2 separate regions of the Homo sapiens genome follow, and region 1 is linked to region 2. Evidence: chromatin loops called from intact Hi-C (ENCODE). Cell type or tissue: IMR-90. All regions are shown on one strand. Links, peaks and the distances in the headings refer to the core of each region. The heading gives the core; the rest is flanking DNA. Region 1 has its middle 42 kb from the start of KCNA5. Region 2 holds the start of NTF3 (neurotrophin 3).

Region 1 (2,904 bases), core at 272-2,771, 350 kb after region 2:
TCACTCCCTGTGTATATGGTGGGTCTTCATAGAGTTATATCTTCCCGGGGCACCTTAAGAAAACCTACACTTCCTGCGTTGATCTCGGGGCATTGAGGAGGAAACAATGGCCTGTGAAGCTATTGAAATCCCTACCTCAGAGGCCAGCCCTGCGTGTGCAAAAAGGTTCCAGTGTGCAAACACCTGCTCTATACACGAGGAGAGGCTGTGACCTCCTCAACTCCCTCAGTGGCCACTCTAAGTGACCGTGGTGGGGCTAGAAATATAGTCAGTGTAAAGGAGCCTCTTTTCAGACAAGGATGCGAAGGCAAATGTCACTTCATTTACAGCAACGGGCTTAGAATTCCCAATATAGCAACAGGGGAAGGCTGCCTACCCGCCCTCCCCAACCACACACACACACACACACACACACACACACACACACACACACACACACTGAGGGCCAAGAAGCAAGGAGGCTGGAGGAAAACCAGGAAGCCCGTTTAGGTGTCCAGACATTGACAGGGAAGCCGGGCAAAGACCTAGGACCAGCAGTGAAGGGACTTGTGGGGTATTTACTATGGATGGCGTGGTAAGCGAGGGGGACTTGTAAAGTCAGCTCTGTCCACAAGTACTGCGTGTGTGGCTTTGTCTTTTAATCTATTCACCAAATTTTAATGAATACCTTCTAGGTGCACAGAACTCTGCAGCTCTTGATTAACCCTAACAAATGTTGAATCCCAGCCCAACTTCCCAAATACACTGCCAAGCCTTGCATCCTTGATCTATCTGGAATTACTCTAGTGGCAAATAAACCAAATCCTTTGAAGAAGATTTGCCCTGCTTTTCCTGCCTTTGGCCCAGAGAGTCACAGAAAGGCCTGGAGGCAGATGCTACAGAGCCTTCAGATGAAGAGCTGGTGTGTGTTGGGCACCAGGGCCAGCCCATCACCTCTCTGTGCACATCTGAATCCCAAATCCTGTCTGGGGACTGAGCAACACGAGACACACAGCATCTCCAAGTCTTGGCCCCTTCTTCCGTAGAACAGAAGTTTCACTCTCATCTTCCAGCTCCAACGACTCATCTTAGTGCCCACTCCTGGGTTTTTCCTTCCCAATGATCTCCAGAAAGTCTTTGTGCTTTAGCGTCTTGTGAGATGAAAGAGCCCGTATCAGTGAACCGGTGATGAGAGCTCCCAAACTCTGTCTCTTGGCCAGCCCCAGCCTTCCCTCTAGAAGCTCAGTGTAGTCATTGATTCAAGTAGGTTGGTTAAAGCAGGGAAGCCTGATGATGACGCCAACTCATCAGCAGACACCCCTTGGAGCTGACACTTCTGGTTCTGAAGCATCTCTTCCTACCTCCAGAAGCTTTGTGCCTCCATGCACAATATATTGCAGGACTTACAGAGGATGACTCTCCGCTATGATTGGGCTTTCCCTCAAAAGCCATGCCACAAGAGCCTGTGTGTTCTGGAGCAGGGCACTCTCTTGGGCATGAGAAAGCTGGTGGATCCATCCACGCTTCAAGGGAAACCATTATGACTGACCAGAATGAGGGTAGAATCTCTGCCATAAGCTCTTCATAAAAATAACTGATCCATATAAAGTTCAAACCCAAAGCCTTGATATCATTCGACTACATCCTTTCAAATAAAACATCTCTTTTGTGCAAGAAGTGATTCATTCATTAAGCATTTTGACCTCATACTGTGTGCCAGACCACATACTGAGGACTGTGGATACAAAGATGAATGAAAGAAGCATTGCCATGGAGTCACTCATGGTGCAAACCACTAATCCTGTGAGGTAGCATGCATGGACGGTACTCTATGTGGGAGTGATTACTGCTACCAGGAAGGAAGGAGGATGCAGGAGAGGCCTCACTGAAGAGGTTGTATCAGTCAGGGTCTTCCTGGCAGAATGCAGAACACACTGGAAAGGAATGACAAACAGAGCCTAAAGAAGGTGCAGGGGTGTGGGCAGTGCCATGAGAGCCAACAGGGCACCGGGAGCAGCAGGAAGCCACTAGACCTCTAGGCCCAAGGAGTCAAGTGGATGGAGTGAGTGTGGGATACCCAGAACCTGCAGATGGCTGTGGCTGTGGAGAAGGGCTGTTACAGGACTGGGACCTAGGAAGAGGGATGCACCCACTCCCCAAATCACAAGGAGGACTGTGAGCACCAGGACCTTGCTCTCTGGTCTCTGGCTAGTGCAGGATTCATGGCTGAAGCCAACTGGAATCCAGAGAGAATGGAGCCTGAGTGATGGTCTCTGGGACAATAAGCAAGGAAGAGAAATGAGGAGAATGGATCTGGAGGAGACAGCAGAATGGCCAGCCTACAGAAGTGAGAAGAAAGCATGTTGTGAGAGGAAATTAATGCGGTGGGCGGTGGAAGACTATGGGGAATGGAGATCAGCAACCATGTGTGGCTGGAGCTCAAATTTGGTGTGTGTGGTGGGACACAGGTGGCAGGGAGGAGAGGAGCTGGGGATGAGGCTGTCGATGCAGTCAGGAGTCAAGGATGTTGTGCAGGAGGCCAAGACGGTTAAGCTTTGTGCTGGCTGCAGTGAAAACCATGGCAGTTTTATTTTGGTTTTTGTTTTAAATCAGGTGTGATTGGATCTTTGTCTTAAACATACAACTGACTCCACCATGGAAGGGCGTGAAAGGGGAAGAGACTAGAGAGCAGGGACCAGGGATCATTGCAGTCATTGCAGTAGAGATGGGAGGACTTGAACCATGAGGGAAGTGAGGTTGGAGTAAAAGGGCATGAGGGAAGAAATCATTGCAGCTTGAAAATAGCAAAACTGGGACCACAGAAGGGAAGGCCTCTGCACTCTAGTCCCAGAAGCAGCATTGCAAAGCAATCTGGCTTTGGACCAGACATTTCAGTTCCCCTACCAAACAGCTGAGACAATAATC
Region 2 (2,904 bases), core at 139-2,638:
GCTACACCTATGTTCCTGCAAGCTCTTGTCTCCCGCTAAGCACACAGATGCCCATCCGACAGACTCCCCAGAAACACACACCTCCCAGGCACCAAAGAGGGATAGGACTCCAGCTCTTTTGCCACCTTCCCCTACACACACACACACACACACACACACACACACACTTTGGAAAAACATCCCCATCCCTCCCTGACCACTCACTCAATGGTCACAATCTCACTCCATAGATAAGCATATCCCATTCACACACAACCAAACCCTCTAAGTCCAGCTACACTCCAGTCCTCACCAACACAAAATCCCACACACTCTCCCTAGGGGAAATACCCCAGACTTTCTATCTCCCTTCAACACTGTCTACCGGAGCCTGCATTATTTTCCAACCCCCTTACCTCCTAACACGATACCTAAGTCTGTGTGTTTGCGCCCAAGGCAGAGGGGGTTGGAGTTTATCCTCCACATTCTACCTTTCAGCTTTCTTTGTGTGACATGTCAAAAAGGAATTGAGGGCAGGCGGGAGGCAGGCTGAGTACGCTGGAGAACTTCTGAGTGTTGTGAAAACAGGACCTCTGGAAAAGTCTCCTCTATGTTACAACTTTCTCCCATCCTGACGTTTAGGACAGAGCGCTTCCATGTTCTCCTCGTTCGCTGTTTTGCGGGGTAGGAGCGGGCACCTCTTTATTTAAAAAGCAGGTCGCTCAGTGCACTCCATAATCAGCTGAGTTACAAACATCAGGCTCCAGGAGAAACACCCACCCCTTCCAGGCTCCCCTCCCCTCTCAGCAGGCCCTCGCCCCCGCCTCTTCACACACATAAACAAGTCCACAGGCGCACAGTCTCCCGAGCTCTCTAGCTCTGAGCCCGGCGCTCCCGGGAGCAACCTCCATTCGGACTCAGAACCTGCCGCCCGCCGCCAGAGGCCGAGGCCAGACGATCTTTTCGGTGTTTCCCCCACCGGCAATCCCACCCCAGCCTCGATTCCAGCAAAAGGGATCCTTTCTAGTCCACAGCCCCGACACCGTCGGACGCAAGGGTCTCAGTGCCGTGCATCTGAAGCGCAGACGACGAATGAACGCAGCAGCCAAACTCCCGCAAAGAAGCAGCGCCTCCTGGACGCGCACCCACTCCCGCGGAGAGCAACAAGCAGAATCCTACTCCCCCATCCCATGCCCTCGGCCCTCGCCCCTCCTGTCCCTAACCTTCAACTCCCAAGCGTCCCAAATTTCATCAGGAGCATCCACCACTGAGTAAAGCTCTGGGGCAATGGGACAGTTCGGTCCGTCGTGGGACCTTTAAACTCCGACCTGGCTGGCTGCGCGGGTGCCCAGGTCTCCCGGCCTCCCACGCCACCGCTCAAAGTCCGAGAACAGGCTGGACGATACCGCAAGGAGATCCCCTGGGATGGCCGGGCCCGGGTGCCCGCCGCTCCCCGGAGGGGTCCCAGATGTGCGGGCTGCGTACGGAGCTCCAACATCTGCGCAAAGGCCCAGGGTGGGGTGGCCACCGGGTGGGCGCTGGCCAAGAGGAGCCCGGGGCGCGAGGTCTTTTCTGAAAAAACCCTTTCGGGGAACTCCAACGCAGGTACGCGGCGCGTGGCAGTGAGTCCCAACTCCCAAAACTGGAACGCGAGGTTCCGGGTCCTGAGCTGCGCGTCCCCTCCCCCCAGCCCACGCCCGGGCCAGAGTGGTGCTGGGGCGAGCTGAGAATCAGGCTCAGCGGCCGGCAGAGTGCAGGGCGTGTGCAGGGGAGCTGCCGCGGCACCTCCCCGCCCGGAGTTCTGTCTGCCACCCCCTTTTGTTATAGGATGCGCTAGGAGCTTTCTCGGAGGAGCAGGCGGGTCGGTTGGGAGTGGTGGGTGGTTGATTCTGTTGAATCTCTTTCCTGCTCTTTCGTCGTCCCCATTTCCCCTCTTCTGCCCCCACCCTTTCCAATCCAGGTCCCTTAAACCTGATCACTTTCCCAGATTGAGGGAAGCTTCTTGGGCAGCCGAGGGACAAGAGGGGAGGAGGTGGAGAAGGGTGTCCGTGTCTGTGTGTGTGTGTGTGTGTGTGTGTGTGTGTGTGTGTGTGTGTGTGTGTGTAGCGGGGTGGCTGCGGTTGCGCTTCGGCCTGAGCAGATCCCAGCGCAAACTTTGGGGAAGACACAAGCCCGGGAAAGTGAGTGAGCGCGGCGCGATGGGGGTGGGGCGGGATGCGGATCTGGGGCCCCCCGCACCAGTCCACTGGAAAATCCCTCCCCACGTGGACCCCCATCCCCAAACCTGCCCACCCAAGGTGCCCGCCGCCTCCCCTTACCGTGGCAAAAGTAACCATGGCATCCGTGTGGCCGTTTCCAGGGACGTCGACATGAAGAGAAAGGTGGACGCGAGCTCGGTCATTCAAAGTCTCCCCCACCCCGCCGCAGCCACTACCCAGCAGGGGAAAAAGGAGAGGAAGAAAGAAAGGAGAGAGAAGAAAGTAGTTGCGCCGGGCTGCGTCGCGGGGCGGTGCGCGGAGCTGTTCGGAAGGGAGAGGAGCTTCAACTCTGAGTCCCGTGAACAGAATCTGCGCGGTTATAACCAGCCAACCCGGCCAGATGGCTCCGCGCTCAGCGCCTTAACCCCTTCCGCGCCGCGCCGCCCTCCCCCGCCGGCCCGCGCCGCGCCGCGCGCGCCCGCGCCCCAGAGCCCCCCCCCCGCCCTCACTTCGGGACCCGTGGCGGGGAAGGGGTCATTTCTCCTGGCCCCTCTTGAAAAACAAAACCAAACCAAACAACAACAGCAACAAAAACTTCCAAATCTGTAGTATTCTTCAGTAACCCCCACCCTTGAGTTCCCTTTTAGAGATCCAGGAAAAAACGAAACGTTAAATGTATCGTAACAGGTTACATGTTAGTGTCTTCAGCCTTTCTTAGTGGTTCTTT

Evidence for each region. Peaks named below come from ENCODE experiments on the same cell type or tissue, not always from the same donor. Only the 100,000 strongest peaks of a DNase experiment are listed, where the experiment ranks them.
Region 1: it touches region 2 in a loop (6-fold over the local background); 28 of 110 quality-filtered maps call a loop at or near these places.

What each region holds. Positions count from the first base shown.
Region 1 is chr12:5,084,883-5,087,786 of GRCh38, reverse strand. No RefSeq gene overlaps it. Among named protein-coding and RNA genes, the nearest start is that of KCNA5, 42 kb to the right of the region's middle. In IMR-90, for the core only: no CTCF peak of the experiment used is centred there; a DNase peak (open chromatin) is centred at 1,726; H3K27ac peaks cover 275 bases.
Region 2 is chr12:5,431,736-5,434,639 of GRCh38, reverse strand. It overlaps NTF3 (neurotrophin 3), which reads right to left and starts at 2,532. Exons shown (of 2, transcript NM_001102654.2): 1 at 2,298-2,532. The coding sequence starts at 2,315. RefSeq lists an enhancer at 1,190-1,715. In IMR-90, for the core only: a CTCF peak has its summit at 1,112; DNase peaks (open chromatin) are centred at 809 and 2,539; H3K4me3 peaks cover 2,500 bases; H3K27ac peaks cover 2,154 bases.